2 separate regions of the Homo sapiens genome follow, and region 1 is linked to region 2. Evidence: chromatin contacts called from ENCODE Hi-C or POLR2A ChIA-PET data. All regions are on one chromosome and are shown on one strand. The core of a region is the stretch at or near the end of the contact, and the rest is flanking DNA. Distances in the headings are between cores, read along the strand shown.

The links. Hi-C counts contacts between places; a loop is a spot of excess contacts on that map. ChIA-PET counts read pairs that join two places held with the same protein, here RNA polymerase II (POLR2A). Pooled maps may share reads with other maps.
Region 1: a loop to region 2 is called in a map of naive thymus-derived CD4-positive, alpha-beta T cell, with 13 times the contacts of the local background. The contact joins the promoter of ZNF766 here to the promoter of ZNF347 in region 2. A Hi-C loop is called at or near these places in 1 of 168 maps with a recorded cell type or tissue (naive thymus-derived CD4-positive, alpha-beta T cell) and 8 of 50 pooled maps. POLR2A ChIA-PET finds 5 or more read pairs at or near these places in 1 of 52 experiments (HEK293).

What each region holds. Positions count from the first base shown.
Region 1 is chr19:52,267,475-52,272,773 of GRCh38, forward strand. ZNF766 (zinc finger protein 766) reads left to right here and starts at 2,113. Exons shown (of 4, transcript NM_001010851.3): 1 at 2,113-2,157. The coding sequence starts at 2,140. LOC124904763 (a long non-coding RNA gene) reads right to left here. Exons shown (of 4, transcript XR_007067331.1): 3 at 4,361-4,499; 4 at 1,770-2,767. RefSeq lists enhancers at 1,854-2,399, 2,322-2,616, 3,050-3,119 and a silencer at 1,910-2,139.
Region 2 is chr19:53,155,759-53,161,124 of GRCh38, forward strand. ZNF347 (zinc finger protein 347) reads right to left here and starts at 3,295. Exons shown (of 5, transcript NM_032584.3): 1 at 3,251-3,295. RefSeq lists an enhancer at 3,198-3,492 and a silencer at 3,228-3,477.

The DNA.
Region 1 (5,299 bases), core at 863-3,362, 890 kb before region 2:
CGTGGCAACATAGCTATTTAGCAATATTGTGTAATATAGACATCTATCTTGTACAGATCCCAAAATCTATCCCAGATACTGCATCTTCAAAAAATAATGCTGACCTAGGCCACCATGGAGTGTGCCTGGAGTCCTAGCTACTTAAGTGGCTGAGGCAAGAGGATGTCTTGAGCCCAGGAGTACATATGCAGCCTGGAAAACACAGTTAGACCCTGTCTCTAAAAAATAATAATAATAATCGAAGTAAAATATGCTGATATGGGCCGGGTGCGGTGGCTCGCGCCTGTAATCCCAGTGCTTTGGGAGGCCAAGGTGGGCGGATCACGAAGTCGGGAGTTCGAGACCAGCCTGGCCAACATGGTGAAACCCCGTCTCTACTAAAAATACAAAAAATTAGCTGGGCATGGTGGCAGGCGCCTGTAATCTCAGCTACTCGGGAGGCTGAGGCAGGAGAATTGCTTGAACCCGGGAGGCAGAGGTTGCAGTGAGTGGAGGCCATGCCACAGCACACCAGCCTGGGCAACAGAGCGAGACTCCAACTGAAAAAAATAAAAATAAAAAATGCTGATATGTCATCTCGTATCCATCTTTGTGACATATCACTATATCCTCATTTTAACCTGCTAATATTTTAAATATGTTCATTTTCATATCTAAACATGATCATACTTCAAGATGGATGAAGGGATCCAAAAATAGGGATATAAGGCCGGGTGCGGTGGCTCACGCCTGTAATCCCAGCACTCTGCAGGCCAAGGTGGGCAGATGATCACCTGAGGTCAGGAGTTTGAGACCACCCTGGCCAACATGGCAAAACCCCATCTCTACTAAAAATCCAAAAATTAGCCAGGCGTGGTGGCACGCGCCTGTAATCCCAGCTACTCGAGAGCCTGAGGCAGGAGAATTGCTTGAACCCAGGAGGTGGAGGTTGCAGTGAGCTGAGATCGTGCCATTGCACTCCAGCTTGGATGACAGAGTTAGACTCTGTCTTAAGAAAAAAAAAGTTGGGGGGGTGAGATATCAGAGAAAAGCATACTTATTAGTACCTGTTAATTCAAAAATATTGCCATAAAATTATTGCCGGCAGACGTAAGGCTATTTAAAATTTGATAATCTAGTTTTACTTCTATCAGGGTTCTATAAAAGAATAATCGGCCTACCAAATACACTTAGAATTACTGCAGAGTTATTCTTTAGATCAATAAATACAATTGTCTTCTGAAGACTATTTTAAGGGCTTTGTTATCTACAGGGGCCAGTACATTGAAGAAGAGAAAACAAACAAGATTTAAGAGATTATAATTTTTAAAATAAAAAGTATGTTTACTTATTACTTTCAGAATGCACCTAAAGTGAATCTGAAATTACAGTATTTTTAGAAAATATTGACCTAAGCCTCAGCCTCCCAAGTAGCTGGGATTATAGGCGTGTGCCATCACGCCCGGCTAATTTTTGTATTTTTAGTAGAGACGGGGTTTCTCCATTTTGGTCAGGCTGGTGTCGAACTCCTGACCTCCAGTGATACGACCGCCTCGGCCTCCCAAAGTGCTGGGATTACAGGCGTGAGCAACCGTGCCCGGCCTCTATTGCTTTTTTAAAAGCAATAGCTGGTGACCTGACTTCTCACCGGCCTTAGCACTCCACGCCCCAGATGTGGCCCAGGAAACTCTTTGGAACTCTCTACTCCAGAGTGAATGGGGAATAGAAATGGAGAGGATTTCTATGCTATTCTGTGGGGCGTCAGCGTGAAATTACACATTCTGCACAGGTTGAGTTTGCATATTGTATTTTAGTTTGCATTCCTTTCACAGACAATTTAAGGGATTTTCAATTAAATTTCTAAATTTTAATTGAATTCCTTAATTTTAATTGTGGGAACTTTCCTGGATCCAAACAACAGACGTTGACCCTCCTAGTGAGATCCCAGGTCACAAACCGTGGAGCGGCTCCAGCCTGACTGGCAAGTGTGGCTTGCAAAACGCGGAAAACCGAGACACGCCCAGAGATAGGAGGAGGGAAGTGCAGGCCCCGTCCAATAAGTATTCAGGCCCCGCCCGCCACGTCGCTGGCCACGCCCCGGCCCGGCCTCTCCGTTCGCGCGCAGCCGCCTGCAGACCCGGAAGTGGATGGCGTGGAGATATGGCGCAACTGCGGCGCGTGAGTTTTCCTTTGTTTAGATTAAGTGTTCGCTTAGCGGTGCCCTCACGCTTCTGTACCCGGGATGTGGGGGGCGGTACAGACCTTGAAATCCCCGCACCGCTCTCTCCACCCCGAGTAAATTCATGCGTCCCGTCAGAGTGTTAAAATCGCCCTAGGGCTGGTTCTGTCTCCGGTCGTTCTGCCGTAGGGCTGCGTAGGCAGCTGCTTTCGCGCCGTTTTCCTGCTTAAAACCCTTCAGTGACCCCTCCGCCAGCCCCGCGCCACGTAAAGTCCCCGCCTGCGAGGCGGATCCACGCCCTCCGGGTCCCAAGCCTCGTCCTTGTCGGCCCCTGGGGCGCAGCGCCGCAGCCGCCATTCGGGAGGGGCCGCGTCCTCTGCCTGGTCTGGGGATTCTGCAGACCCCACCCCTGATCTGCCTGCCGCCGTAGTCCTCCTTGGGCCGTTCCCTTCTGTCCCCAGGCCTTTTCGCAGTCACGGCTTCTCCGGATCCTGTGTTGGGGGAGGTGGCCGGGACCTATCTCAGGGCACCCAGTGTTCTTCCGTCCCAAATTCCTCCCATTGGAAACTGTGCTCTTGAGGAGGTGGGTATTTTATTCCAGTCCCCTCCCTGTGAATGTGAAGTGAAAGAGAGATGGAGAGCGAGGTAGAGGAAACAGAAAAATTTAGAGAGAAAATAATGAGGAAGATCCATAACAAGACGGCAACGCAGAGGGAGGGTGAGAGATTTGCAAAGTGAAAGAAGCACCCCAGGAAGTAGCAGGGAGAGAAAAGCAACTCGAGAAATGTAGAGAAAAGTTCTATTTCTAGACAGATGAAGGACAGCAAGGTAGGGAGAGGGGCAGCAAAGCGGGAGGCTCCTCAGACAAAGTTGGGGAGAGGAGGAGGGATTTGGAGCCAGGGCAGACCGAGCAGCGTGGTGCTGGCACAGCAAGAGGGGGCAGCCGGTGACAAGGAGGGCAAAGGGAGAACCACCCCAGAGATCTGGGGTTGCCAGACAGTAGGGACAAGGGGGCGTGACAGAGAAGAGGGAATTTAACAGGAGGAGCACAGATGGGAGAAGAAAGAGGCAGAAATATATGGAGATTGGAGACAATCAAAAGATTGGAGAGAAAGAGCAACAAGAGGAAAAAAATTGCAAGATGGAGCAGATGAAGTGGAAAAGAAGGAATAGAGGGAAGAAGGGGAGAAACTGCGGGAGAGGAGAGGGGCTCAAAATCTCGGCTCACTGCAACCTTAGCCTCCTGAGTTCAAGCGATTCTCCTGCCTCAGCCACCCGAGTAGCTGGGACTACAGGCGCCCGCCAGCTCGCCTGGCCAATTTTGTATTTTTAGTAGAGACAGGGTTTCACCGTGTTGGCCTGACGGGTCGTGAACTCCTGAGACCTCAGGTGATCTGCCCACCTCGGCCTCCCATAGTGCTGGGATAACAGGCTTGAGCCACCTTGCCCGGCCTCCTCACATTTTATTAATTTGCTGGAATGGTTCCCAGAACTCAGAGAAAATTTTACTTAGGTTTACTATCAGTTATAAAGGTTATTACAAAGGATACAGGTGGAAGAGCCATCCTAGCAAATCAAAATAGAGGAGTGTGTTTTGGAAACCGTTAATTTTATCCATATCTGAGGTGAGGGGCAGTCTTGTGGGACTGAGTCCTTAACTGGGATCTGATTCTATCTCCAGGTAGATACTATCAAAATTGAGTTAAATTGTGGGTCATCCAGCTGGGAGTGTGCCAGAGAACTGGTCAGTATGCGGAAAAACACGTGCACATTTCCATCTCAACCAGTAAAGGGAAGAGATCTCCAACCGGCCCACCCACCTGTCTCAGGGCCTGTGATCTCTACTCAGTAGTAACTGGGAATGGTCTGTCCCTCCCCCTGGCTGTTGCTGACCCTGCGATTGTGCACCAGGTGCCAGCCCTACTCACAGTCTCAGGACAGTGTGACATCCTTCCTCTGGCATCACCAATATTTACTTCAAGGGATTACTTTGGTTAGTGCACCCACATGGAGGTATTGTCCATGAAAACACACACAGACACACTGGCTGGGTGCGATGGCTCACGCCTGTAATCCCAGCACTTTGGGAGGCCAAGGCGGGTGGATCACTTATGGCCAGGAGTTCCAGACCAGCCTGGCCAGCACGGTGAAACCCCATGTCTACTAAAAATACAAAAATTAGCTGGGTGTGGTGACACGTACCTGTATTCCCAGTTACTCCGGAGGCTGAGGCAGGAGAGTCACTTGAACCCAGGAGGTGGAGGTTGCAGTGAGCCGAGATGGAGGTTGTAGTGAGCTGAGATCATGCCACCGCACTCCAGCCTGGGTGACAAGAGTGAGACTGTCTCAAAAAAAAAAAAAAAAAAAAAGCACAGATGAAGCCTTCATTTTCTTGCCACTCCTCCATGATTAAAATAAAAAATATTCTATTAATTACATCTCTCCCTGTAGTGAGTACCCCTCTTCAACGCTCCATTTGAGAACACAGTACACTAAAATCTTGTTTATATTTCTGTCTTCAGTCTTGCCTCCAGTTCTTGATTTACCCCCTTCCAATTAAGCTTTCACCTCCACCATTCCTTTGATCCTTTTTTCCCAGAGGTACCAGTGATCTCTGTGTTTCGAAGTCCAATTTTGAATTTCCTATCCTCATCTTTTCGTCTTAGCAACATGTTGCACAGCTGATCATTCCCTGTTCTTTTTTCTTAGCTTTGAAGACATCTCTAAGTTTAATTACTTTGTTTCAGATTTTTGTGTTACCAGTTTCCTCTGCTGGTGTCTCCTGAAGCTGTCTTCTCTGAATGTGGGAGTGTCCCATGATTTAGGTCTTTTTCATTTTTGTTTTTGTTTTTAAGACACGGTCTCAGTCTGTCACCCAGACTGGAGTGCAGTGGTGCAATCATAGCTCCCTGCAGCCTTGAACTCCCGGGCTCAGGAGGTCCTCCTGCCTCAGCCTCCCAAGTAGCTGGGACTCTAGGTGCATACCACCACACCTGAGTAATTTTTTTATTTTTTAGTACAGACTGGGTTTCCCTATGTTGAATAGGCTTGGATCTCAAAACTCTTCTCATCTCTTTTCACACACACTACCCTTCCTTATCATCTCATCTCATGGCTTTGAACCCCATCTACCTGTCTCCA
Region 2 (5,366 bases), core at 2,045-4,544:
ATTGTCCTGAGACTGTGAGTGAGGCTGGTACATGGTACACAATTGCAGGGCCAGCAGCAGCCAGAAGCAGGAACAGGCCATTCCCAGTCACTACTGAGTAGAGATCACAGGTCCTGACAGGTGGGTGGGCCACTTGGAGGTCTTTTCCTTTAGTCTTTGAGATAGGAAAAAACCCAACTCTACATTCTGCTCTCACACTAAACACAGAATACTTCACCTCTAGTCACCAAAATGTGTGTGTGGCTTTTCCCACAATGACCAGGGGACTCCCAGGGGACTCCCAGCTCGGGGGGGGGGGGGGGTTAGGCGGGGGTCCTACAATTTCATTCAACTCTGATATTATCTACAAGACAGCATGGGCCGGGCACAGTGGCTCATGCCTGTAGTCCCAGCACTTTGGGAGGCCAAGGCAGGAGGATCACTTGAGGCCAGGAGTTAGAGACCAGCATGGCCAACATGGCAAAACCTCGTCTCTACTAAAAATACAAAAATTAGCTGGATGTGGTGGTGCACACCTGTAATCCCAGCTACTTGGGAGGCTGAGGCAGGCAGGAGAATCGCTTGAACTCGGGAGGCAGAGGCTGCCTTGAGCCAAGATTGCGCCACTGCACTCCAGCCTGGACAACAGAGCGAGACTGTTTCAAAAAGAAAAAAAAAAAAAGACTGCATGACGAGGTGCTACAGGTTCAGAGCTCAGTCTAAAACTGCCCCTCACTTCAGACACAGTATGCCAGTGGTAACTGTCACTTATACTTTTGAGTGACCTGATAAATACTGTGGTTCTCTTAACCCCTCCTCGGCTTTGATTAACTTTCTAGGACAGCTCTTCCTTCTGACTGTTCATCTGTATCTTCTGTAATATCCTTCATAACAAATGTGTAAACTAAGTGAAGTGTTTTCCCTGAGTTCTTTGAGCCGCCCTCACAAATTAATAGAACCTGAGGTGGTGGGGAGGGGGATGTCAAGGGAATCCCCAGTGTATAGCTGGTCGCTCAGAAGTTCAGGTACCAACGGGAGACTTACAACTGGCACCTGATGCGGGGGCAATTTCGTGGAACTGAGCCTCAATCAGTGGGATCTGATGCTAACTCCAGGTAGAGAGTTTCAGAATTGAGTTAAACTATACGACACTCAGTTAGTGTCTGATAGAGAACGGGTTGTTGGTGGGAGAAATCCGCACACATTTTCGTGAGTGGAGGCGAGACACTGTGTAGAATGTGCCCTGTTGTATTGAGTGTGACAGGAAAGAAAATCAAAGGAAAAATATTTTTTCCTCTTAGTTCATACACTCGCCCACACCCTACCCTATTCCAGGAAAAGGGAAGTGGGTGGACTCAAAACTAAATGAGCGAAGTCACTGCCCTCTGGTTTGAATAGTGATTGCAAATGAAGCTATACCCTAATACTAATAATTGTCAAATGCACGTGTTACGCATTTTACATAAAGGAGTTTCTTCCATTCTCATTTGCAACTGCATAATTTAAGTAAACGTATTTTAAATGTGTTGCATTATTTTAAACCCAGAAACCAATGTCACAATGTCATCATCACATCTAATCAACGCACCACTCACCTGGACTCAGGGTCCCTCTCTTGCTTCCATACTGTGTGTTTCCCTCCCTCATCCTCTACATAGCTCTCATTCTCACATTAGCTTATTTTTTATTTTCTGTGTTTTTCCCCTGGTTCTTTGCGCGTCGTTCTGAGCCCCTCTCATCTCCTGCTATTTCTCCCCTTCTTCCTCCGCTTGCACCTGTTCTGTCCCATTCTGGGGCCTTGTTTCAACTCTGATTCCTCTTTCTCCCCAGTCTTTTCATTGTCCCCAGTCTCCATATATTTCTGCCTCTTTCTTCTCCCATCTCTGCTCCCTCTGTTGAATCTCCTCTTCCCTTCTACACCTCTTGCCCCACTCTCTGGCACCCCCAGATCCCAGGCCTCCCCCTGCTGTGGTTCTCCTTCTGCTCTCCTCGTCACCGGCTGTCCCCTCTTGCTGTCCCAGCACCACGCTGCTTGTCTGCCCTGGCTCCAAATCCCTCCTCCTCTCCCGGACTCTGTCTGAGGAGCCTCCCACTTTCTGGCCCTCTCCCTACCTTGCTGTCCTTCATGTCTCTGGACATCGAGCTTTTCTCTACATTTCCCCAGTTGCTTTTCTCCTTCTGCCTTCTCAGCTCCTTCTCTTACCATCTGCAAATCCCTCGCCCATCCTCTACTTTGCCATCTGGTTACGGGTTTCCCTCACTCTTTCCTCTCAGTTTTTCTACTTCTCTCTCTGTCTCTGCCCCTTTCTCTACCTGCTAATCCCCTTGGTCCACACATTCACAGGAAGGTTTGGACTAAGACGCCTGCATCTTGGAGGAGCGCATTTTCCAGGGGCTGGAGCTGGGCAGGCAAGAACACCGGGTGTCACAGGACAGGCCCCGGGCACCTCCCCAGCGCGGGCTCAGGAGAAGCGGGGACTGCGAAGGGGAGGCCTGGGGAGCAGCAGGGCCCGGCACGAGGAGGAGGGAGGTGGCGGGGCGACGGCGCCTTAGAAGAGGGGTGGGGTCTGCAGGATGCCAGGACCAGGCAGAGGACGCGGCCTCGCCGGTACCGGGGCTGAGGAGCTGCGCTCCAGGGGCCGACGAGGGCGAGGCTGGGAGGCACCCAGGGCGGGAATCCACCTCGCGGGCGAGGACTTTAAAAAGCCCGGGGCGGGAGGAGGGGTCAGGAAAGGGTTTTAAGCGGGAGGAAGACGCGAAAGGCCGGGGACAGGGAGAAGCCTCAGAGCTACTTCAACCCAAAGAGAAGCGACTCCGAACCCACACCGCGAGTCAGCTGGGGTGGAGGGCGCGGTGCGGGGATCTTAAGGTCTGTAGCTGCCGGGCGCAGTGGCTCACGCTTGTAACCCCAGCACTTTGGGAGGCCGAGGCGGGCGGATTACCTGAGGTCAGGAGTTCGAGATCAGCCTGGGCAACACGGTGAAACCCCGTCTCTACTAAAAATACAAAATTAGCCGGGCGTGGTGGCACATGCCTGTAATCCCAGCTACTCGGGAGGCTGAGGCAGGAGAATCGCTTGAACCTGGGAGGCGGAGGATGCGGTGAGCCGAAATCGCGCCATTGCACTCCAGCCTGGACAACAAGAGTAAATCTCCGTCTCACCAAAAAAAAAAAAAAAGAAAAAAAAAAAGGTCTGTAGCGAGCCCGGGAACTGGCTGCGGAAACGGGGCACGGCGGTTCGCAAGTTTAATCCATACTGAGGGACACTCACGCTCGGCGGCGTCACCCGCACCCAACACGATCCGCTTCCGGAACTGCAGAAAACTGCGCGTGCGCGGAAAAGAGCCCGGGCACTCTGGGGGCGGGGCCTGGGGAGAGGCGGGGTCTGCGGACGAAACGCTGGGGCGGAGCTGGGGCGGGGTCTGCGCTTCCCTCAGCCTGCCTAGCCCGCAGTCTCATTTTTCCCGGTTTAGAAACGCTGGAGTGTTCACTATGTCCCCGGGAGCACCGTTCCAATTTGAAGCAGTTTTAAGGTGAAAGAATAGACTTACGTGGACCACTTATGATAGAAACCAAAATGATTTCCTCTTACCAAGTTGAAAACGGTTTATGTTAAAATTGTTTGCCGGCGGGTTGGACCCAGTCCTGCTAGGGAGTCTGCTGCAGCTCAGGAACGGGGATCTGGGAATCGGGGATCTCGGTCTGGGAACTGGGATCTTAGTGGAGGATCCACGAGGCACGGCGATTGGATCCAGCAATTCCTGCAATTAAAATGTATTTAATTTAACTAAAATGTCTGGAAATTATCTCTGAGGATGATTCAAAGTAGAATGGGAAATGCAGCATCCTACCTGGACGGATATGCAATTTAATGCAGTAGCCCAACAGAACCTCCTTTACATTTCAAATCCCCATTCTCCCCAGTGGAAGAGTCAAGCCTGTGCTCAATTCATGGGAAGGTTAAGGCCGATAAGTTAGATCACCAAGGGCTGCTTTATTGTTCTTTAAAACATATATTTTTGTAAAGATGGGAGTCTCGGCCCAGGCTGGTCTCCAACTCTTGACCTCAAGCAATCCTCCTGCCTGGGCCTCCAAAATTGCTGGGATTACAGGAGTGAACTACTGTGCCCAGTCAACTACTGATTTAAACCATGTGAATTTTTAAAAAATAGAGATAAACTGCATTATTTTTGCTTATATTCGTTATTCCGTTCCACACTTGAAATGACTTAACCACAAACAACTTTGACATAATCTTTCTTTGCATCAAAATATGCTTAAATCAATAATTTCTAAATATCATGTAATTTCAAATTCACTTTATGGGCATTCTGAAGGGAACTTGACACAGTACTTTTTATTTTAAAATTGTAATCTATATTGGGTCTATTTTTTTGTTTTCTGTTTCTTAATGTTCTATCAGATGTGGATAACAGAGTGTGGAAAATAGTCACCACATGACAATTGGATTTATTTTCGCCTAAAGAATAGTTTTCCAGTATTTCTAACGTACCATCCCAGTACATTGACTGAACTAAAGACTCACAGGGATACCCTTTTTTCATGTTTATAGAGAACCTAGTTTATACCTGCTATTGTCTTATGTACATTTTCATGTCACACAATTTTATCTCCAAACAACACCCTTATTTATATACACCGTATAGTTTTCACTTTAACAAAATATTAAACGTTTCATCTGGGTTACAATATATGAAAGAAAAAAATAAAAGGGAAAATCATATTAAAAAATAAAAAGTAATTTTACTACAATTGAACATAAACCATGAAATATATTGCTCAATACCATAAACTGAAAATAACATTTCCATAGCCTTTGGAGAAATGCCCTTCCAGTAAAACTGCTTAATCATATTTATTATGTAAGAAACTTTTCCACAGATTTTCACTGAGTTAGTATAAAAACATCTTAGGCATTATAACTAAACAGGATTTCAAAAACATTTTCAACAGTTGTGTTATTTTTAATGAGTCCTATGGGTACAGCGGAAGAATAAATGTAGAATATTACTATCAAGAAAACTAGGGCAGGGCGTGGTGGCTCACACCTGTAATCCCAGCACTTTGGGAGGCAGAGGCGGGTGGATCACTTGAGGTCAGGAGTTCGAGACCAGCCTGGCCAACATGGTGAAACTGTCTCTACTAAAAATACAAAAATTAGCCAGGCGTGGTGGCACATGCCTGTAGTCCCAGCTACTTGGGAGGCTGAGGCAGGAGAATCACTTGAACCTGGGAGGTGGAGGTTGCAGTGAGCCGAGATCACGCCACTGCATTCCAGCCCCGGTGACAGAGCAAGCCTCCGTCTCAAAAAACAAAACAAAACAAACAAACAAAAAAGAAAACTGGGGTCTTCCCAAACCAAGAAT